Linked DNA regions of Homo sapiens: regions 2, 3 and 4 are each linked to region 1. A link is a contact called in ENCODE Hi-C or POLR2A ChIA-PET data. All regions are on one chromosome and are shown on one strand. Each heading gives the region's core, a stretch centred on a gene start or an enhancer-like site at or near the end of the contact. The rest is flanking DNA. Distances are from core to core; before and after follow the strand shown.

Evidence for each region. A loop is a pair of places that touch in the nucleus more often than their neighbours do. ChIA-PET counts read pairs that join two places held with the same protein, here RNA polymerase II (POLR2A). Pooled maps may share reads with other maps.
Region 2: a pooled map shows a loop between it and region 1 (2.3-fold over the local background). The contact joins two enhancer-like sites. A Hi-C loop is called at or near these places in 2 of 50 pooled maps. POLR2A ChIA-PET finds 5 or more read pairs at or near these places in 2 of 52 experiments (activated T-cell and naive thymus-derived CD4-positive, alpha-beta T cell).
Region 3: a loop to region 1 is called in a map with no recorded cell type, with 4 times the contacts of the local background. The contact joins two enhancer-like sites. A Hi-C loop is called at or near these places in 1 of 37 single-sample maps with no recorded cell type and 2 of 50 pooled maps. POLR2A ChIA-PET finds 5 or more read pairs at or near these places in 2 of 52 experiments (OCI-LY7 and PC-9).
Region 4: a loop to region 1 is called in a pooled map, with 4 times the contacts of the local background. The contact joins two enhancer-like sites. A Hi-C loop is called at or near these places in 3 of 37 single-sample maps with no recorded cell type and 7 of 50 pooled maps. POLR2A ChIA-PET finds 5 or more read pairs at or near these places in 2 of 52 experiments (activated B cell and activated CD4-positive, alpha-beta T cell).

The regions. Positions count from the first base shown.
Region 1 is chr12:32,270,505-32,276,197 of GRCh38, forward strand. The region is part of intron 2 of BICD1 (BICD cargo adaptor 1); the gene reads left to right. Among named protein-coding and RNA genes, the nearest start is that of FGD4, 130 kb to the right of the region's middle. RefSeq lists a silencer at 958-1,158. Within about 2 kb of position 3,412, at least 10 of the 41 ENCODE cell types and tissues checked have a DNase peak (open chromatin) inside an H3K27ac peak, as active enhancers do; they include OCI-LY7, where a contact is called at or near this core.
Region 2 is chr12:31,359,425-31,365,117 of GRCh38, forward strand. LINC02387 (long intergenic non-protein coding RNA 2387) reads right to left here. Exons shown (of 2, transcript NR_146469.1): 2 at 4,057-4,371. Among named protein-coding and RNA genes, the nearest start is that of LINC02387, 7.0 kb to the right of the region's middle. RefSeq lists an enhancer at 5,095-5,594. Within about 2 kb of position 2,792, at least 7 of the 41 ENCODE cell types and tissues checked have a DNase peak (open chromatin) inside an H3K27ac peak, as active enhancers do.
Region 3 is chr12:31,633,847-31,639,539 of GRCh38, forward strand. The region is part of intron 1 of LOC124902913 (a long non-coding RNA gene); the gene reads right to left. Among named protein-coding and RNA genes, the nearest start is that of ETFBKMT, 23 kb to the right of the region's middle. Within about 2 kb of position 2,650, at least 4 of the 41 ENCODE cell types and tissues checked have a DNase peak (open chromatin) inside an H3K27ac peak, as active enhancers do; they include OCI-LY7, where a contact is called at or near this core.
Region 4 is chr12:31,679,119-31,684,811 of GRCh38, forward strand. All of the region lies in intron 6 of AMN1 (antagonist of mitotic exit network 1 homolog), which reads right to left. Among named protein-coding and RNA genes, the nearest start is that of ETFBKMT, 22 kb to the left of the region's middle. RefSeq lists a silencer at 3,329-3,418. Within about 2 kb of position 3,198, at least 4 of the 41 ENCODE cell types and tissues checked have a DNase peak (open chromatin) inside an H3K27ac peak, as active enhancers do.

The DNA of each region.
Region 1 (5,693 bases), core at 2,162-4,661:
ATCTCACACATACTTTGATTAATTAAATGGTGAATAAGAACTTGTTTTAATCTCATTATTCAAGTCACTAAAATGTTAAACAGGTAAGACAAAAAGGCAATTATTACAAGTTTTTACGTAAAACTATGATAAGATTTTTTAAAAAGTGAAACACCACCCATACACACTGAATTCATTTGGCTGGTATTGATTCTGAATATGTATTTTATAATATTTCATTGGCCTTGACCCACAAACTAAACACAGACATTTTCTCAATTAGTCATTTTCAGGTTTATTGCCTAAGATGCTAATTGAAATTCAGGGCAGGCAAAAATACATCATTGGCCTTTGTATATCTTTGAAAGGCCTTCTGATGGGACCTTGCTCCGTATAAAGGCTTCTCTTCTCTGCAAACTGAAAGGGACCCTGTGTGTGAAGTGTGTTCAGTGGGGTCTTCAAGGAACAACATAGAGAGCAGCCGCTGGCCAGCCGGAAGCCACCATGCGCTGTCCTCAACAGAGCAGCTCCAGGCTGTATGACCCCCAGGCAATTAGGCACCAAAAGAAGATGCTCACACTTTCCAAAATTCTTTCCCAGGGCTGGGGGAAGGGAGCCAGACTTGGAGCCCCTATGTGGAACTTAGTCTCCAAGGAAAGAAAGCATGTTCTCATCCTACAAACACTCCATTTTCTCCCTGAATTAGTGTCCTTTCTTTGAACCAGATGAGACTTCGCTCAGAGCTGGAGGCTATGGCCCCTTAGTTCTGTTTCCACAGTGCTTCCAGCCCTCTCCCCAGTTTGGAGGCCCCCAAAATGAGGCGCTTATCTCTTTGATTTTGTGAAAGAAAATGCACAGTTCGTCTATTTGGGGCTTCTGAAAGATGTTAGGCCCTGAAGAAGGTTGACTGGGAGACTGAGTGGGGAGTGACAGACCATGACCTTAATTACTGACCTTTTGTTATAGATTAACTTCCTTCCTATTTTATTGTTCCTGGCCCAGACCAGATAGCACTTGAGATAAAAGATCCCTTGATTATTACATCCTTAATGTGGAATGTTAAATACTCCCTTCCCCCAAGGAATCACTGCCTAAAACCAGTCAGATTGCTGCGACTGTGCACTAACCTTGTGTGGAAAATGCTGTCATCCTGTTAAGCTTCCCCATACCGTGCCTGTATAAACAATCCTCAAACCTCGCTGCTTCAGAGCACTAACCCCATCTTTTTGGAGTCCTCCTGGGTGACCCTCCTCAAACTTTGTGCTCAGTATTTTAATCCTATTGCCTGGATCTCGATTTAAAGTTGATAATTTTCAGAGAATTCTTCATTTTCTCTTTGCATATTTTATTGTTTCCTTTCCATCTGTTTTTCTTTTACTTACTGCCTGAAGCCAAGAGACAATGTCAAGGTGTCTTAGTGAAAGGAGCTCATACTTAAGGGTTCCTGGGTCAAAACCTACATCTCTCATTTCTTAGCTCTATGATCTACCTGTTTCCTTAATCTCTCTGGGCCTCAGTTTACCCATTATTGTAGTAAAACATGTACTACAAGTTACTTTTTATTTAACTACTTATGCCATATTTAATTCCCAACCACTAATATTACATATTAGTTATATATTGTTAAATCATAATGTTCTTTCACTATTTCTTTTATGACTGAGAAATTTCTTTTCAATGTATAAATCATATACATGTTGCTCCTGGACAAAACTGAGGGTCAGGCTGCTACTTCTCCTGGCCCAATAATGAGATGCAGACAAACTGGGGAAGAGAGGTTTTATTTTTGCATTTGGTTACAGGGAGAAGGCCTAGAAATTGTCACCACACCAACTCAAAATTACAAAGTTTTCCAGAGCTTATAAACCTTCCAAGCTGTATGTCTACATATAAGTGTGCATTCATCTAAAGACATAAGTGATTAACTTCTTTTAATCTATAACTAAGATCTGAGTCCTGAAGACCTTTCTCTGGAGCCTCAGTAAATTTACTTAATCTAAATGGGTCCAGGTGCTAGGGTGATTACCCTTATCTTGTCTCCTGCTAAATCACAGAGGTTTGGGGAGTTCCTTCAGACCTCCAATAAACTTGTGTGTGGAGGCCTGGGGAATTTCTTCAGACTGACAATAAAACTTGTTTATTCCAGTCTGGCCAACATGGTGAAACCCTGTCTCTACTAAAAATACCAAAAAGTTAGCTGGGCGTGGTGACGTGCACCTGTAATCTCAGCTACTAGTGAGACCTGGCCTGCCACAATGTGGTTAAGGAAACATATTAAAACATTTTTAAAAATCAAGATTTTCCATTTCAATGGCCTTGTAATTGATTGAAAAGTTTATTTTGAGTCACATGGTGTTCTAGACTCTTGTGGAGGGTTTAGATTGGAAAATAAGTAATGACAGTGAAGCAGTTGTTATGTTCGTATAAAAGAAAGAAAAGAAAAACCCACAGGACTTTATTTGGTTTTAAAAGTCTATCTGCAAAGATATAGTTTATAGGAAAATTCAATTCCAAATGTTTCTCATTGCTCTGGAGTGTGTGAAGAAGAGGCCTAAGAATATTCTTAGGAAGGCAAAAACTTTCAGATGCAGTTCATATGCTTGACACCTCTGTTTCACTTTTGGCTGACTTGTGTAGTCTGATTTTTGGTCACTGACAGGCTCAGCATCATGAGTGTGCAAGACGTAAGGGAGGCAGGACCTTGTCTTTTCAATGGTGTCTTCCTGGGTGGCTGCCAGAATTCATCATTATTGCACTCTACTCTCATAGCCTCGATTTCTGTTTTTGTTTGCTTTTACTGAAATTGGAGTAGTGACACAGAGTCAGATCATTGAAAAGACTCACAAGATTCCAAAGGGTATACTGGTAGAGTATAAACTGGAGGATAAGGTACAGCGGGAGAAAGCAAGTACCAGCAGACACAGAGGGGGCTGAGACTCCTGCAAGCAGCGCCTTTCCTCAGGCTCACTGGATGTGCTCTGTGTTTGGGTGTGAACCACCAAGATGCATGCATGATATCTGTTTTCAGGGAAGCCAAGATACAAGTGTACAGAAAAGCCATTATACCCCCGTCACATTGCTGAAACTGGATGATTAAACCACGTACCAAGCGGTGTCTAAATTTCAGTAATAATGATCAGCTAGTAGAGGGTGCCTCAAGGCAGTTTCAGACTTTAAATAACATAGTAGAAATCACTAGCTAGTCCATTTCATCCTTATCATTGTTGCAGAACTTTCTCCTTAGTTCAGCTAAAACCGGGTTCTTGTCACACAACCGGAAAAGATTAGGCTCAGGGACACATAGAAGGGTGAGGGGCAGAATTTATTGGGTGAAAAGGAAAAAGGAAAAAGAACTCTCAGCAAAGCGAGAGGGAGTCTTGCCAACAGGCCCTCCACCTCACAGACTGAACACCAGGCCACCACACAGGAACTGAAGAGGCCAGGCTCCTCCCCGCTGAACAAGCGTAAACTTCTCTTGGCTCCACCCTCTTCCCCCAGTGTGCAGGTGGGCATTATTCAGAGAGAATCAGCTGAGAAAGGGCAGGCTTTATCCGGGACCAGCAGTCCAGTTCTTCAGCCTTCAGGCTCTTTTAGGCTTGAAGGCAGGGTTTCGTGGGGGACCTTGGTAAGAAGAGTTCTTTTCGACACTTTAATGTAGATTGTAAGAGGTAGAAAAAAATTGATCACATTTAACATATAGTTACTTAAAAACACATCTTTGAGTTTTCTAGACTTCTAATATGATTGTAGAAAATCAGCGTGGCAGCCAACTTAAGACAGATCAATACCTCGAAGTCTGTAACTTTAATAAGAACATCAGAACTGAAATTCTATATTAGTTACCCTATTGTACTCACAGTCATGGAATACAGAACAGGAAAGATTCTGGAAACACATTTTGATAGTCAGGGTCACAGATATTGCTCTGTTTCAGTAACCAGGTTTTCTACTTATGAAAGTTATTTAAAAGGCAATGAATATTCAAAATGTGAGCAGCTATTGCTACCATTAGCTCCAGAATCAGTTCTGAAGAATTTGTAGGAAGTCATCTTGAAAATAATAAAGCAATATATTTTTCAGAAATAGTATCCACTAAATCATAATCTGAGGCCACTTTACTGAGGCGTTTATATTTATATTTATATTAATTTGTTATTTTACACAGAAAGGGAAACTATGACCTAAAGACAGAGATAACAATAATCTGATTAGCATTAGCCACCCCATTCCAACAACAAATCACGTTAATAAGGCATTTTTAGAAGTAGCAAAGCATAGTGGTTAAGAACATATGTTCTAGAACTAGACAGTCTGAGTTTGACTCCTGATACCACTTATTTTATTCTAAAACTTTTGGCAAATTATTACATAACCTCCCTTGCCTCAGTTGGCCAAGCTGTAAAATGGGACTAATAATGGTGTCCAACTCACAGGATTGCTATGTAGGCTAAAAGGTTAAAAGAGTTTTATATTTCTAAAACAATGTGCTTGTAATAGTCTTGGCACATTGTAAACATTGTGTAAGTGCTTATTAAAAATAAATTCATGCTTGTAATTGAAGATCGCCATATGAGATACACATTCTAGTGATCTATATGTTTATCATTAGATATATGATATATACACACACTCATATTTCAGTCCCCTGAGGGATTAACTTTTAATCCCTTGATTTGCAAATCAAGTTGTAAATTACACGTATAAATAAAATACCTTTGTAGTGATTCGTTCATTATAAAATTATGCTAACTATGTTGGTTTTCATGTAGGCATAAGCTGGCTCTATAAATAAAGTTTGAAAATAAGTAAGGTATAAAGGAACCCTGGCGGGATAGATAAGATACTAGGAACAGTGGTTTGGGAGTGAGGATGGGAAGTAGACTGATGTGGAACAAGATGGGAGTGAGACTTTTTTTAGTCACCGTCTATATTTTTATAATTTCTGGGTCTGGAATCAGTATCTCCTCATCCTAACTTGTTCATATGATGAGTTAGAGTCATATCTGCCTGCTGTTAGTTTTTTCAAAGAATCTTCAAATGGGGCAACCCCCTTTGGGTCCCCTCCCTTTGTATGGGAGCTCTGTTTTCACTCTATTAAATCTTGCTACTGCACTCTTCTGGTCCATGTTTGTTACGGCTGGAGCTGAGCTTTCGCTTGCCGTCCACCACTGCTGTTTGCCACTGTCGCAGACCCGCCGCTGATTCCCATCGCCGCTGACTCCCATCCCTCCAGATCCGGCAGGGTGTCCGCTGTGCTCCTGATCCAGCGAGACTCCCATTGCCACTCCCGATTGTGCTAAAAGCTTGCCATTGTTCCTGCACGGCTAAGTGCCTGGGTTCGTCCTAATCGAGCTGAACACTAGTCACTGGGTTCCACGGTTCTCTTCCATGACCCACAGCTTCTAATAGCTCATCGCATGGCCCAAGATTCCATTCCTTGGAATCCGTGAGGCCAAGAACCCCAGGTCAGAGAACACGAGGCTTGCCACCATCTTGGAAGCCGCCCACCACCATCTTGGAAGCGGCTTGCCACCATTTTGGGAGCTCTGTGAGCAAGGATCCCCGGTAACATTTTGGCGACCATGAAGGGACCTCCGAAGCGTTTGTCTCTTCCAGAATTGAAACTGTAAAACTACAAATGGTTCTTCAAATGGAGCCCCAGATGCAGTCCATGACTAAGATCCACCGCAGACCCCTGGACCGGCCTGCTAGCC
Region 2 (5,693 bases), core at 1,542-4,041, 910 kb before region 1:
ATTATTATAAGTGATGACTAGTATTTATCATTTTAAATGGCAAACAACCCTAAATGGCTTGGTGGAGGGCAAGTTCAGACATTGTCCTGGAGACTGGCTGAGAGTAGAAGCCCCTCTGCAGTGTTCTTTGAAGTGCTGATTTTAGTTATATAAAATGCTAAATTGCCTCTCCCACTGTCAGAATAGCCTTTTATTTATTTATTTATTTATTTATTTATTTTTGAGACGGAGACTCGCTCTGTCCCCCAGGCTGGAGTGCAGTGGCACCATCTTGGCTCACAGCAAGCTCCGCTTCCCAAGTTCACACCATTCTCCTGCCTCAGCCTCCCAAGTAGCTGGGACTACAGGCGCCCGTCACCACGCCTGGCTAATTTTTTTTTTTTTTTTTGTATTTTTAGTAGAGACAGGGTTTCACCATGTTAGCCAGGATGGTCTTGATCTCCTGACCTCGTGATCCGCCCGCCTCAGCCTCCCAAAGTGCTGGGATTACAGGCGTGAGCCACTGTGCCCAGCCCAAAATAGCCTTTTATACCTCTTCCTGTTTATGTTATCAAGAAGTTAGTATGTAGACTTCAGAACTCAATTTTGATCTGCTCTTGATTAAACCTTGGTTTACAGAACTACGGTAGTTTTTCACATTGTAGAGAAAAAGTTGAACTATTTTAATAATGGATTTTCTGTGTGTATAGAAACTCCTACAATTGATTTAAATTTTTTTTTTTTTTGAGACAGATTCTTGCTTTGTCGCCCAGGCTGGAGTGATCTCGGCTCACTGCAACCTCCACCTCCTGGATTCAAGCAATTCTCCTGCCTCAGCCTCCCAAGTAGCTGGAATTACAGGCACCCGCCACCACACTAATTTTTGTAGTTTTTAGTAGAGATGGGGTTTCACCATGTTGCCCAAGGCTGGTGTCCAACTCCTGACCTCAAGTGATCTACCCTCCTCGGCCTCCCAAAGTGCTGGGATTACAGGCGTGAGCCACCACGCCCAACCTTGAGTTAAATTTCTAAAAATCTCAACATAATGTGTTTGGCTCCTCTTCTTATTATGCTTAGAGTTAGGCACTAGCACATACTAGACCTAAACTTGACTGATTTGAAAAGACCACTGAAATCCATGATTTGCTGCGGATCCTCTGTGTCTGCTGTGGCCAATATAAAGAAACTTGGATGCACTTAATTTATGAAGACAAGCTTTGTTGATCTGGAAGTTGAATGATAAATGTGAATCCAATGACGCCATACCCCTGCGGATAATGGCAGGCTGGATGTAGCATGTTAGCCGTCATATTCTGTGTGCTCCCTGCGATGTGGGCACTTCCCTTCCATCGTGGTGAGGCCAAAGCAAAGGCACAGAGACCTGAACACAAACATGAAAAACACCTTACCACCTGGGAGTCAGGGGCAGGTTCAGGCACATCCATTCCTCTGGCATTTGAGCAGCTGTTTTCCACAGCATTAACTCAGCACGGCAGGGTAAGTCAGATTAAAAACCAATAAAAGAGTAGTATCCTCATACCACCCTCAACGTCTTCCTGCTTCACCAAAAAACCAATAAAAGACTGAATGTGGCCCTTTATCAGCTAGACCTCAAAATCTTCTTTGCTTTCTATGCGTATTTCCAATAAAAAAGTACAAGGGTTGTTAAAAGTCCTTATTTATTTATTTATTTATTTATTTATTTATTTATTTATTTTTAGAACCAGGGTCTCACTCTGTTGCCCAGGCTGGAGTTCAGTGGTGCAGTCATAGCTCAGTGCAGCCTCCAACTCCTGAGCTCAAGTGATCCTCCCACTTCAGCCTCCAGAGAAGTTGGGACTACAGGTGCATGCTACCACGCCAGGCTAATGCTTTTGGTTTTTTAAGAGTTTTGTTGAGTCAGGGTCTTGCTATGTTGCCCAGGCTGGTCTCAAATTCCTAGCTTCAAGCAGTCCTCCTCCCTCAGCCTCCCAAAGGGTTGGTATTACAGGCATGAACCACTGTGCCTGGCCTTAAAGTCCTTTTGAAACACAAGACAAGAAACATTTGGCCGCGCACAGTGGCTCATGCCTGTAATCCCAGCACTTTGGGAGGCCAAGGCAGGTAGATCATGAGGTCAGGAGTTCAAGACCAGCCTGGCCAAGATGGTGAAACCCCATCTCTACTAAAAATACAAAAAATTAGCTGGGCATGGTGGCACGTGACTGTAATCCCAACTACTCAGAAGGCTGAGGCAGAGAATTGCTTAAAACCCAGGAGGTGGAGGTTGCAGTGAGCCAAGATCTCGCCACTGCACTCCAGCCTGGGCAACAGAGCAAGACTCTGTCTCGAAAAAATTAAAAATAAAAATACAAAAATTAGCTGGGCATAGTGGCACGTGCCTGTCATCCCACCTACTCAGGAGGCTGGGGCAGGCGAATCGCTTGAACCCGGGAGGCGGAGGTTGCGGTGAGCCAAGATCGCGCCATTGCACGCCAGCCTGGGCAACAGAGCGAAACTCAGTCTCAAAAAAAAAAAAAAAGGAAACATTTATTGAACACCTAGTACATTCCATGCACTGTAGTGTGTGTGGTTTTATTTAATTTCATCTCTGCCCAACCCTGGGAAACGGTCTATTAGCAGACGCAGAGGATAAGGCACAGGACGATCAGGTAACACACCCAGGGCCAAATATCATAAATGGCAGAATTCAAATTAAAGCCACCTTCCAAGCCATGTCCCTCCCATCGTCACAATACTGCATGTCTACAGCACAGTTGATGGGCATAACCCTTCTTAGCAACAGCAAGCAGCTGAGCAGAAAGTAATTGCAGGAGGCAGAGCCAAGAGGAAAACTGCTGAGAGTGCTGACGGTAGGTGGAGAGAACAGAAGCACACACCGTAGGGTGCAATCTTAGTGAGCTTTGTTTTCCTTCAATAGAGGTGAGTTCAGACCCAGGCATGTCTCTCCAACATTCATTTCCCCTGCTTCGGCACCATAGACTTGAAGGATTGGACTCAGGAGTTGGGGAGGACACGGGGGAAGTTGCTTTCCTGGTGCTGAGGCCCCCGGCCACCGTGGTAGTGTACAGCAAGTACAGGGTAACAGAAGGGCCAGCAGGAGGACACGGCGCAATGGTGTACCGAGGGACAGGAGAGTGAATCAGAGCCACAGGACAGAGCTCCACCTGTTTCCAGGGAAGTGCATGGGGGGCTCCCGGAAGCCAAAGGCAGCGCCCAGAGGCAGTGTGAAGAGGCCTTCCTCAGACCTCAGGGTTTCGGCAGGGATAGTGGGTGACCTGTGTGCTGGCTCTCCAGAAACTGAAAGCAGCAAGAGACACTTGGGCTCCTTTTTTAGTTTTTCTGGTTTGTTTTGTTTTGTTTTTTTGCAGGCACTCGGTGGTTAGCTGGAAATAAAGGTGGAGGAACTGGGCAGTTCAAAGGCAGAGACGGCTTCCCCCACCCCCACCTCACCTCCCCTTTCATTCAGAAAAGCCACAAAAGCGTGGCCCCAGGGTGTGTGTGAAAGGAGGGAGGAGTGACTCCACCTAGCTCCTCTGGAGTAAAGAGAGGCTGTGGGCCTGGTGTCGTGCGTGCATGCCTGCATGTGCCTGTGTGTGTGCATGCTTGCCTGGTGCTCAAGGGTCAGGGGAAGCTGGCTGAGAAGACTGAGGAGATGGAGGGAGGTGGAGGGAAGTGTAATAGAAGGAGGTGGAGGAAGGTGGCTGCCATAGAGCTTTGGCTCTGGCTGGCCTGAGTCTCTTCCTGAAGTTGCAGCTGCACTTTGGGGCCAGGCGCTGTTGACACTGTGGGTATAAACATGTGGCCAGCAGCAGAATAGAGACTCAGAGTCTTGAGAAAGAAAGTGGTGACTTCCCACTCCTCCTTCCTTCTTTCCTGTACAGAGTCTGCCATCTGGGGGCAGAGATATGGGCAAGCCCTCATTATAATACTAGCAGTGAAGGGCTGGGCATGACAGGTGGAAACACCACTGACTCTAGAACTCAGAGCATGGAATTTGGTATGGTGGCAGGCAGGGGTCCAGAGGTAGTATTTGTTATCTATTGCTGTGTAACGAATTAGCTTAAGGTATAGCAGTTCAAGAGAAGAAATGTTTATTATCTCACAATTTCTTTGGGTCAGAAATACAGGTGTGGTTTAGCTGAATGCTTTCTGGCTGAAGGTGTTTCAGGACGTTACAGTCATGCCACCAGCTGGGGCTGCCAACTCATCTGAAGGCTCAACACAGGGGGACCGGAGTCCAAGCTCCCTCACATGGTCACCAGCAGGATTCAGTTCCTCGAAGGCTGTCATTTAGAGGCCTCCCTCCGTCCCTCCTTACAGGTCCTTCTCACAGGGCACTTCGTGACATGGCAGCTGACTTTCTGGGGACCATCCAAGTGAGAAAGAGCCCTTAGAAAGAAGTGACAGTCTTTATATAACCTAATCTCAGAAGTGACAACTCATCCCTTCTACAAGGTTCTATTATTCAAAATTGCATCTGTAAATCCAGCTCACTCAAGGGAAAGGGATTACTAGGAGATAGGGGTCACTGGGGGCCATTCTAGAGGCTCCCTGTCACAGCATCCAAGCTGAGACCTACAGAATGACAGGAGTTCACCAGGCAGGGAGGCAGGAGGGAGTTGGGGGACGGCAGGTGCAGTGAACCATGGTTGTAACTCAGTATGGCTGCACAGAGAGCACTGCCTGAGGGTGAGCAGTGCTGTGGAGAGGCCAGCAGGGCCCAGAACTTGTACCATCTTTTAACCCAGGTTTGTAAGGGTGGACTTTATCCTGCAAGCATGAAGATCCTAAAGCTTGAGGCTAACGGTTAAGATTTGGCTTTAGAAAGATTACACTGCTGGCCCAGCTCAGTGGCTCACGCCTGTAATCCCAGCATTTTGGGAGGCTGAGGTGGGCGGATCACCTGAGGTCAGGAGTTCGAGACCAGCCTGGCCAACATGGTGAAACCCTGGTTCTCCTAAAAATACAAAAAAATTAGCTGGGCATGGTGGTGGGTGCTTGTAATCCCAGCTATGCGGGAGGCTGAGGCAGGAGAATCGCCTGAACCCGGGAGGTGGAGGAGGTTGCAGTGAGCCAAGATGGCACCGCTGCACTCCAGCCTGGGTGACAGAGTGAGACTGTATCTGAAAGAAAGGAAAGGGAAAAAAAAGAAAGAAAAAAAAAAGAAAAGAAAAGAAGGAAGGTTATCACTGCTGTGGGGAGAATGGATTGAAGAGAGTAAAAGAGCAGAGGAAGGCCAGCTGGCGGGTGCGGCAGGTGGGGGGATTGAACTGAGGTGCTGGAGAGGCTGAATGGCTGGCAGCAGCGCTGCTGCAGAGCTGGCGTCCCTGGGTGTAGGAACTGACTGCTTATGTCCGTCTTCCTCCTCTGGAACATAAGCTCAATGAGGACAGGGATTCTTGTTTGTAGTCTCTGGTATCCCCAGCGTTTAGGACAGTGGCACTAGATGAATGACTAGGACACCCCAAGGTTTCTGGCTTGAGTAACTGGGTGGAGCTATTCTCTAAGCTGTGAGGCACAGAGGGCAAACATGGACAGAAACTTAATATTTGAGAAATACTGAGTTTGAGGTGCTTTGTAGGCCATCTGAGAATAAATGCCTCGTAGGCAGTTGACATGCGGGGATCTGGAAAGCCTCTTAAAGAAATGGTGAGAGATGGAGACTTGAAAATCCAAGCACCTAGACGCCCGTGATGGGAGTAGTTAACATG
Region 3 (5,693 bases), core at 1,400-3,899, 640 kb before region 1:
AAGTTTATTTTTGGCCGGGCACGGTGGCTCACGCCTGTAATCCCAGCACTTTGGGAGGCCAAGGCAGGTGGATCACCTGAGATCAGGAGTTCGAGAACAGCCTGGCCAACATGGTGAAACTCCGTCTCTATTAAAAATACAAAAAAATTAGTCAGGCATGGTGGCAGGCACCTGTAATCCCAGCTACTTGGGAGGCTGAGGCATGAGAATTGCTTGAACCTGGGCGGCAGAGTTTGGCAGTGAGCCGAGATCACGCCACTGCACTGCAGCCTTCACGACAGAGCGAGACTCTGTCTCAATAAAAAGAAAACAAAAAGTTTATTTTTGTTGTAACATTCTTTTATTATTTCTAGAGGCATGTAACAATGTGCTATGTAACAATTCAAGACTGTGGCCCAGATGAAATAATGATAGCAGCACATATCTGGAACTTCTTTGGTCACATGAATGCATAATAAATATATGAAGTGGAAACTCAATTCTACGTAGTATGACTACAGCAGACTAAAGACAATAATCAGGCCGGGTGTGGTGGCTCACACCTGTAATCCCAGCACTTCAGCACTTTAGGAGGCCAAGACCAGCAGATTGCTTGAGCTCAGGAGTTCCAGACCAGCCTGGGCAACATGGCAAAACCCCATCTCTACAAAAAATACAAAAATTAGCTAGGCATGCTGATGTGCGCCTATAATGCCAGTTACTTTGGAGGCTGAAGTGGGAGGGAGGTGGAGACCATAGGGAGCAGAGATCACGCCACTACACTCCAGCTTGGGTGACAGAGTGAGACCATGTCTCAAAAAAAAAAAAAATGCAATGACCACCAAAAACTACTCTCTGCAGTAACATGGCAATGAAAATAGATGCCATTGTTATGTACTTTAACTTCTACTATGATTATTTGACATGAGATTCCTTTCCTTTGCTTTCCTTTTTTTTTCTTTTTCCTTTTCCTTTCCTTTCTTTTCCTTTCTTTTTTTGGAGACAGGGTGGGTCTCACTCTGTTGCCCAGGCTGGAGTGCAATGGTGCAATCTTAGCTCACTGCAACCTCTGCCTTCCTGGCTCAAATGATCCTCTTGTGCCTCCCGAGTAGCTGGGACTACAGGTGCCCACTACCATGTTCAGTGATTTTTTTTTTCCTGCAGTTTTTGTAGACAGGGTTTCATAATGTTCCCCATGCTGGAGATTTCTTTCTTTCTTTTTTTGAAAAACAAAAAACAAAAAAACAAAGTCTTGCTGTCGCCTAGGCTGGAGTGCAACGGCACAATCTTGGCTCACTTCAACCTCTGCCTCCCAGGTTCAAGCGATTCTCCTGCCTCAGCCTCCCGAGTAGCTGGGATTACAGGCTTCGTGCCACCCCGCCTGGCTGATTTTTGTATTTTTAGTAGAGATGGGGCTTCACCATGTTGGCCAGGCTGGTCTCAAACTCCTAACCTCAGGTGATCCACCCACCTCGGCCTCCCAAAGTGCTGGGATTACAGGCATGAGCCACCATGCCCAGCCTTTTAAATTTATTTTAAAAATAAACGTATTTCTTACAGTTCTGGAGGTTTGAAAGTCCACAGCTGTTGGGCTGCATCTGGTGAGGGCCTTCTTACCGCAGCATAACATGACAGAGAGCATGACAGGGCAAGAGGCCATTTTCTTGTCTGAGAGTTTGATTTAGTCTAGAATCTGACCCCATCTTGACATAAACACCACTGGCTCAGATAAATATTAAGTGCAACAGTTTACCTAATTTAGTTATTTATTTGTATTCTTTTATTTTTATTTTATTTATTGAGAGGGGTTTTGTCATGTTGCCCATGCTGGTCTTGAACTCCTGGACTCAAGCGATCCTCTCACTTTGGCCTCCCAAAGTGCTGCGATCATAGGCTTGAACTACCGCGTCCAGCTAGTTTATCTAATTTAAAGACATCAAAATCTAAAGTCAGATTCTTACTTAGATTTGGTGTTTCAGATTTCAAAGAGATGAGATGTCACCAGATAAAAACTACTAGGTGGTAACCAGGCGTGGTGGCTCACGCCGTAATCCCAGCACTTTGGGAGGCTGAGGCGGGCGGATCACGAGGTCAGGAGTTCAAGACCAGCCTGGCCAACATGGTGAAACCCCGTCTGTACTAAAAATACAAAAAAAATAGCTGGGCATGGTGGCAGGCACCTGTAATCCCAGCTACTCGGGAGGCTGAGGCAGGAGAATCATTTGAACCCAGTAGGTAGAGATTGTAGTCAGACGAGATCTCACCATTGCACCCCAGCCTGGGCGACAGGGTGAGACTCTATCTCAAAAAAAAAAAAAACAAAAAACGACCAGGTGGCTCACGCCTGTAATCCCAGCACTTCGAGAGGCCAAGGTGGACCGATTGCTTGAGCTCAGAAGTTCAAGATCAGCCTGGGCTACATAGTGAAACCCTGTCTCTAAAACAAACAAACAAACAAACAAACAAAAAACAAACAAACAAAGCTTAGCTGGGCGTGATGGCGCATGCCTTTAGCCCCAGCTACTCAAGAGGCTGAGGAGGGAGGATCACTTGAGCCTGGGAGGCAGAGGCTGCAGTGAGCTATGATCGTGCCACTGTACCCCAGCCTGGGTGAGAGAGTCCCTATCTCAAAAAAATAAAACCAAAAAACTACTGGGGCCACGTCAGAACTGAAAGAGTTCTGCAGGCCCTTCAGAGAAAGGAGAAGTGAGAGTCAATTAACCTCAAGATTACATTTAAAAGCATTTTCCTCTTTAGTATAGAGGTGTGTTAAAAAAAAAAAAAGCATTTATACGAGGTATGTGAGGTATGTTAGTGAAACAGCAAAAACCTAATTATATCCTAAATAACTGGCACGCTCTAGGTTACAAATAGCAATTTGTAAAAGACCCATTGAATGAACACATTAAACAGCAGGTTGCTTATTCCTTCTCAAACCGCACTAAAAAATTCCTCTCTCGCATGTGTAGGTCCCAGAGCCAGACAGTTATGAGATGATGGTGCCCCCTGGTGGCCAATGTGGGGAGCCACCCGGCCAGGCGTGCTTCCTGGCTTTGTGCCAGCCATGCCTTTATTCTTTGGTTGGTTGGTTGGTTGGTTGGTTAGTTGGTTGGTTGGTTGGCTGGTTGAGACAGAGTCTTGCTCTGTCGCCCAGGCTGGAGTGCAGTGGCGATTTCGGCTCACTGCAACCTCCGTCTCCGAGGTTCAAGCAATTCTCCTGCCTCAGCCTCCGGAGTAGGTAGGACTACAGGCGCCCACCATCAAGCCCGGCTAATTTTTGTATTTTTGGTAGAGACGAGGTTTCACCATATTGGCCAGGCTGGTCTTGAACTCCAGACTTCAAGTGATCCACCCGCCTCTGCCTCCCAAAGTGCTGGGATTACAGGCATGGGCCACCGTGCCCGGCCAGACCATGCCTTTACTTTTGCACATATGCACAGTATTTCTGAAAATCAAGTGAAAAAGTTGGATTTATATACTCTATGTGAGTTTACATGTTATGGGGATTTCCATTTCCAGAGAATTAAAATGGATAATCAAATGTTTAATTTCATTTCACAATTTTCAAATATTTCTTTCCTTCCCTCCCTCCTTCCTCTCTTTCTTTTTTCTTTCTCTTTCTTTCTTTCTTTCTTCTCTTCCTTTTTTTTTTTTCTTAGACAGAGTCTCACTCTGTCGCCCCAGCTGGAGCTCAGTGGTGCAATCTCGGCTCACTGCAACCTCTGCCTCTCAGGTTCAAGTGATTCTCCTGCCTCAGCCTCCTGAATAGCTGGGACTACAGGCCTGTGCCACCATGCCCAGCTAATTTTTGTATTTTTAGTAGAGACAGGGTTTCACTATGTTGGCCAGGCTGGTCTTGAACTTCTGACCTCAGGTGATCCACCCATCTCAGCCTCCCAGAGTGCTAGGATTACAGGCGTGAGCCACTGTGCCGGGGCAGCAGGCCTTTCTTGACTGCAGATTTTCTAATACATGAAAACAGCCACCAATTGCAAAAATATATTAATTTTCGACAGGTACAAAAGGCACTTTGTGAATATCAGTATGCAGTTGGGTACACTTATCCGGAATTAAACCTGTCTCTCCTGGAGCTACATGCCACAGGCATCTCACACAGGGGCCGCTGTTCTGGAACACTCCTGTGAGCCAATAAAGGATCAACAGCTTCTCTTCAGGCCAGGCGCAGTGGCTCACACCTGTAATCCCAGCACTTTGGGAGGCCGAAGGGGGCGGATCACCTGAGGTTAGGAATTAGAGACCAACCTGGCCAACATGGTGAAACCCTGTCTCTACTAAAAATACAAAAATTAGCCAGGTGTGGTGGCGGGCGCCTGTAATCCCAGCTACTCAGGAAGCTGAGGCAGGAGAATCACTTGAACCTGGGAGGCGGAGGTTGCAGTGAGCTGAGATCGCACCACTGCACTCCAGCCTAGGAAACAGGAGTGAGACTCCATCTTAAAAAAAAAAAAAAAAAAAAAAAGCTTCTTTTCAAGAAAAAGCCATCCAGTGAATGGGTACCACTCACAAAATGAAGTTACTGTTTTTTTTTTTGTTTTTCGTTTTTTGAGACGGAGTCTCTCTCTGTCGCCGAGGCTGGAGTGCAGCGGCGCAATCTTAGCTCACTGCAAGCTCCGCCTCCCGGGTTCACGCCATTCTCCTGCCTCAGTCTCCCGAGTAGCTGGGACTACAGGCGCCTGCCACCACACCCGGCTAATTTTTTTTTTTTTTTTTTTTGTATTTTTAGTAGAGACGGGGTTTCACCATGTTAGCCAGGATGGTCTCGATCTGCTGACCTCGTGATCTGCCCGTCTCGGCCTCCCAAAGTGCTGGGATTACAGGCGTGAGCCACCACGCCCGGCCTTAATATTAAGCTTGTTTTGCTATAGAGTTGAAACTAATTTGTTTGCAGATTGGGCACAAACTCTCTCCCCCTGCAAAACCAAATTGTTCGGTAAGCCATGAGTTACCTCTTTCATCGACCTCAGGCTTATTTTGGCATATTCAATAGGCTGATTTAAGCCTTTGGAGCCACTTCTATAAGTAGTCTGTAAGAAATAACACACCTTAGCTGGGCGCGGTGGCTCATGCCTGTAATCCCAGCACTTTGAGAGGCTGAGGCAGGCGGATCATGAGGCCAGGCGTTTGAGACCAGCCTTACCAACATGAGGAAACCCCGTCTCTACTAAAAATACAAAAATTAGCCGGGCGTGATGGCACGTGCCTGTAATCCCAGCTACTCGGAATGCTGAGGCAGGAGAATCCCTTGAACCCGGGAGGTGGAATTTGAAGTGAGCCGAGATTACGCGCCACTGCACCCCAGTCTGGGGGACAGAGACAGACTCCGTCTCCAAAAAAAAAAAACCACACACACAAAAAAGAAATGAGTATCTTCCTTCTCCAATGCACCAAAGGGATACCAGTCACTATTCCTTTTCTTTCTACACTGAAGCTAAGAAATGCCTTTTTCAGTTAATCCACAAACAAATGATTAACATCCCTACTTTTTTTTTTTTTTTGAGATGGAGTTTCGCTCTTGTTGCCCAGGCTGGAGTACAGTGGCGTGATCTCGGCTCACTGCAACCTCTGCCTCCCCGGTTCAAGTGATTCTCCTGCCTCAGCCTCCTGAGTAGCTGGGATTACAGGCATGTGCCACCACGCCTGGGTAATTTTGTATTTTTAGTAGAGACGGGGTTTCTCCATGTTGGTCCGGCTTG
Region 4 (5,693 bases), core at 1,948-4,447, 590 kb before region 1:
CCAACATGGCGAAACCCCGTCTCTATTTATAAATAAATAAATAAATAAAAATTTAAAATACTGTTTTGGCTCTTTGTGGTAAATCCTGACATCTACATTATCCAGAATCTAAGTAAAGAACTTGCTGGCTGGGTGTGGTGGCTCACACCTGTAATCCCAGCACTTTGGGAGGCCGAGGCAGGTGGCTCACCTGAGGTCAGGAGTTCAAGACCAGCCTGGTCAACATGGTGAAACCCTATCTCTACTAAAAAAATACAAAAAAATTAGCCAGGCATGGTGGCACACACCTTTAATCCCAGCTATTCAGGAGGCTGAGGCAGGAGAATCGCTTGAACCTGGGAGGCGGAGGTTGCAGTAAACTGAGATGGTGCCACTGCACTCCAGCCTGGGCAACAGAGTGAGACTCCATTTCAAAAAAAAGAACTTGCCTTTAAATCAGGTTAAAACAAATCCTCAGATAAGATTAAAATTCAAGTCGACTAAATTGAAAGCGGCAGATTTCCTGTTGGATTCTCCTGCCTCTCAGGGTAAAACATAAGGACTCTCTAACTGCTTTATTGCCCTTCTAAAATCCTCCATGTCTTTGAATACTGTCAAACATGCTTAGATAACTATGAGAAACGGCAATGCATGTCTGCTGTAGGAGATTAGCAAAGGTATGTGAGGTGAACTTACTGATAATCATTGAAGACCTAATTGAATTAAAATGCTTTAGTAAGTTTTAGGACAGGCTTGGTGGCTCACACCTGTAATCTCAGTACTTTGGGAGGCTGAGGTGGGCAGATCACCTGAGGTCAGGAGTTCGAGACTAGGCTGGCCAAAATGGTGAAACCCTGTCTCTACTAAAAATACAAAAAATTAGCCGGGTGTGGTGGCACCCGCTTGTGATCCCAACTCAGGAGGCTGAGACAGGAGAATCGCTTGCACCCGGGAGGTGGAGGTTGCAGTGAACCAAGATCGCACCACTACACTCCAGGCGGCAACAAAGAGTGAAACTCCATCTCAAAAAAAAAAAAAAGATTTAGTAAGTTTAAAAATTATTTTCATGCTGTTGTAACATCTATAAAACTATAATTTTCTTTTCTTTTCTTTTCTTTTGAGATGGAGTTTTGCTCTTTGTTGCCCAGGCTGGAGTGTAGTGGTGTGATCTTGGCTCACTGCAACCTCCGCCTCCCGGGTTCAAGCAATTCTCCTGTCTCAGCCTCCCAAATACCTGGGATTATAGGCACCCGTCACCACGCCCGACTCATTTCTGTATTTTTAGTAGAGACGGGGTTTCACCATGTTGGCCAAGCTGGTCTCAAACTCCTGACCTCAGGTGATCCGCCTGCCTCGGCCCCCCCACAGGGCTGGGATTACAGGCGTGAGCCACCATACACAGCCAAAACCATAATTTTCATATTTCTAATAGCAGCTTAGTTTTTATCTCTTCTGCAGAAACCAACTCAGAGTACTTCTAACAGTTTCAAGTCCTAATTCATAATGTGAAGTTATGTTTTATTCTAACTAAGGTTAAGAAATTTTATAAATACTTAGAAACATAGTCGAGAAAATAGGTTAATTCAGGAGATCTGATGGGAAATTACAGTGAGCAGTGCTAATCTGGGAGTCAGGTTGCTTTGAGGGTAACAATATTATAATTGCACATGCATATGCAAGTATAGTAAATACTTTCTATATAATATAAATTTTATGGTCTTAAATACTCATATGTGAGCAACCATATGAATATATAAGAGGAATCATGTTATATAAGGTGTCACGAAAGAAGAAAGGCCTTCCATGTATCAAACAAAAAACCCCCACAAACACAACCAGCATTTATCTTCCTTGGAAAAAGAAGAAATTAAAAATCAAATATAAGGTGAACATGTTAGCCCACTTTACTTCCATTCAATGATGTTAGCAAAAATATATCATTATAGAAGATTTAGGGGTACTGATGGTTAAGTGGGAAGAGTAGAAGTGATCTGGGTAGTTAAAATTTCTTCAGCTTTTTTCTCTTTAGTTTATTAATAAAAGCCATTTTATATGAACTATTTAAAAAATTTATTTTTTTTGATGTGATGACTCAAGGTAGAATATATTGTATGAACTCTTGCATTATTATTTTTATTTATTTTTTTTGAGACGAAGTTTCGCTCTTGTTGCTCAGGCTGGAGTATAGTGGCATGACCTTGGCTCACTGCAACCTCTGCCTCCTGCGTTCAAGCAATTCTCCTGCCTTAGCCTCCTGAGTAGCTGGAATTACAGGCATACATCATCATGCCTGGCTAATTTTTGTATTTTTAGTAGAGACAGGGTTTCACCATGTTGGTCAGGCTGGTCTCATAGTCCTGACCTCAGGTGATCCACCTGCCTCGGCCTCCCAAAGTTCTGGGATTACAGGCGTGAGCCACCATGCCCGGCCTCTTGCATTATTATTAATATTAGATCTCTCAATGTTATGATAATTGGCCATTATGCACAAGGCAAAGTCGAGATCCATAAGAGTTAAGTGATTTATTCGATGTTCTGGAGAGATGGCGTGGATGGGATCAGCGTTCGTTTTACTGTATCTTAAGATTTTAGTTTTAGTCTTAGCACTATTATTATTTTATTAGACAGCAAGTCTCAGTTAATGTTGTGCAGGCTGATTTCAAACCCCTGGGGCCTCAAGCGATCCTCCCACCTCAGCCTCCCGAGTAGCTGGGACTATAGGTGTGCACCACCATGCCCAGCTAATTAAAACAATTTTTTATAGAAGCAGGGTTTCTCTATGTTGCCCAGGCTGGTGTCAAACTCCTGCATTCAAGCGATCCACCCACCTTGGCCTCCCAAAGTGCTGGGATTACAGGCATGAGCCACCGCACCCTGACACAAATAACATTTCAATATCTCACTTTCCTATTCTGTGAAATCAGGGATCAGAAAAATAACATTTTAAAATGTGATGGAGTTGGCTAGGGTAATCAAAAAAGTGTTCTGTGCTAGAAATTTGGAAATGCTTGGACAAACGAAGTTAAACAGTTTCTTAGCTATAGTATTTCTCAGAGCCTTTGACAAATTAACATTCATAATAGTGGCATGTTGCCCTTCACAAACTTTTTGGACATATAAACACTTTTTGTTTTATGTTATGGCACACCATGTAACTGCAGTGAATCTGAAGGATTTCAGGGCAGAACAAAGAAAAAGATGTGACCACAAGGTGGCAGTGGGACACAACAAGCTCTCTTTGGACAGCGCTTTGACAGGTTTGTATGCCGGGAAGTCCCTCACAGCATGAGACCTTCCAAAGGCAGCGACAGTGTAGGGCGGCCACTACTCAGAAGGGGGAGGGTAAGAGAATTCCTGGAGGACTAGAGAGAGGGTGTATGTGTCATGACGTTGTTTAGCAGCAAGATCGGCGGGGCGGGTGGGGGGGTGTCTCTGGGTTACAGAGCTCCAAAGGGCAGCAGTGATTTGGGGTCTTTTATAGCCTGGGGTTTTTATCTATGGATAGTAGACGTTGAGTGTAGTTTGCAGGGTATGTAAAGCAGGTGGGCTCTAGATAGATGGCTAATAATTTGGTTATTTAGGCTATACTTAAACAATTGGATGTGTAAACATTTGATTTGGTGATGATGGGCTTTTGAGCTAACAGTCCTGGTTGCTGTGAAGAAGTAAACAACACAGGGCCCCAAAGGTCATTTTTAGATCATGTAACGGTAACACCTAGTCCAGCATTTACCAACTGTGATCTTCCAGATCAAAAATATTTTTATTCCAAATATTTTGAACTCCTGCCATTTCAATGTCTACTTCCACTACTTCTGGCAGCCACACAAAAATATAAGAAGTGATTTGAAAGGGGTATGCTATTCTTTTTTTTTTTTTTTTTGAGACAGTGTCTCACCTTGTCACTCAGGCTGGAGTGCAGTGGCACAATCTTGGCTAATTGCAACCTCTGCCCCCCAGGCTCAAGTGATCCTCATGCGTCAGCCATCAGAGTAGCTGGGATTACAGGCGTGCGCCACCATGCCCAGCTAATTTTTGTATTTTTAGTAGAGAGGGGGTTTCACCATATTGGCCAGGCTGGTCTCAAACTCCTAATCTCAAGTGATCTGCCTGCCTTGGCCTCCCAAAGTGCAGGACTACAGGCGTGAGCTACCACACCTGGCCAGAAAATGATATGCTATTCTTGCTGCAAATGTTGAAGTTGACTGATAATTTTTCTTTACCATAAAGCAGTGGTTCCCAAAGTGTAGTCTGCATATTCTGTAGTCTGAGACCCTTTCAGGGTTGTGAACTGAACTAGTTACTTTTCTCATGGAACACCATTTTTACTTTTTAAAAGAATGATTGATATGGTTTGACTGTGTCGCCACCCAAATCTCATCTTGAATTGTAGCTCCCACAATTCCCATGTGTCGTGAGAGGGACCCGGTGGGAGGTAATTGAATCATGGGGGCAAGTCTTTCCTGTGCTGTTCTTATGATAGTAAATAAGTCTCATGAGATCTGATGGTTTTAAAAGGGGAAACCCCTTCTCTTGGCTCTCATTCTCTCTTGCCTGCCACCCTGTAAGACGTGCCTTTCGCCTTCAGCCATGATTGTGAGGCTTCCCCAGCCACGTGGAACTGTGAGTCCATTAAACCTCTTTTTCTTTATAAGTTACCCAGTCTTGGGTATGTCTGTATCAGCAGTGTGAAAACGGACTAATACAATGACTACAGTGTAAGGTTATTCTTATTTGAGTACTTGGCAGACTATTTCATGAAAATAGAAGAAATGAGGCTGTCATTTCAAAGAAAACAAATGACAGAATTTGTTGTCAGTGATAAAGCTTTAGCTTTCAAGTGAATTTTGGAAGCCTCGTAGCTGCCACTGTGATCTTGAAAGCTATCCAGGACCTTTCTAATGACATCAGTTATTATGTTAACAACTGATTTTTGTTTTGGATAATAAAATGTGTCAATATTTAAAAGATCTATATAACTCAGAGAACCAATATTTTCCGAACTGCCAATGCATGATGTTACAAAATCATGCATTGGTAAAGATCAACTCAAAATTCAAGACAGACTAGTGCATCATAACACAAATGTATGAAAAGTGCATCATAACAAAATGTACGCAAAGTTCATTGATATGTTTTCAAGTTCCACATTGCAACAACCCATAAGAAATTACCACTTGCTGAGTTTTGGGGTATCAAAGAAGAGTATCCACAATGATCTGAAAAGTGATGATCTGAATGAAAATATATCTCTTTTCTAGGTAATAGATTTACGATTTTTAAAAAATGAATGTCTATTAAAATTTATCTGTTTTAATAGAAATTTTAATTTAACAAATATACATAAACAAAAACTCTTTGGGGATCCTCAGTGATTTTTTTTTTTTTTTTGAGATGGAGTCTCACTCTATTGCCCAGGCTGGAGTGCCGTTGTGCGATCTTGGCTCACTGCAAGCTCGGCCTCCCAAGTTCATGCCATTCTCCTGCCTCAGCCTCCTGAATAGCTGGGACTACAGGCGCCCGCCACCATGCCCGGCTAATTTTTTTGTATTTTTAGTACGGACAGGGTTTCACCGTGTTAGCCAGGATGATCTCGATCTCCTGACCTTGTGATCCACCTGCCTTGGCCTCGCAAAGTGCTGGGATTACCGGCGTGAGCCACCGCGCCCGGCCTGGGATCCTCAATAATTTTTAAGAATGTAAATGGGTCCTGG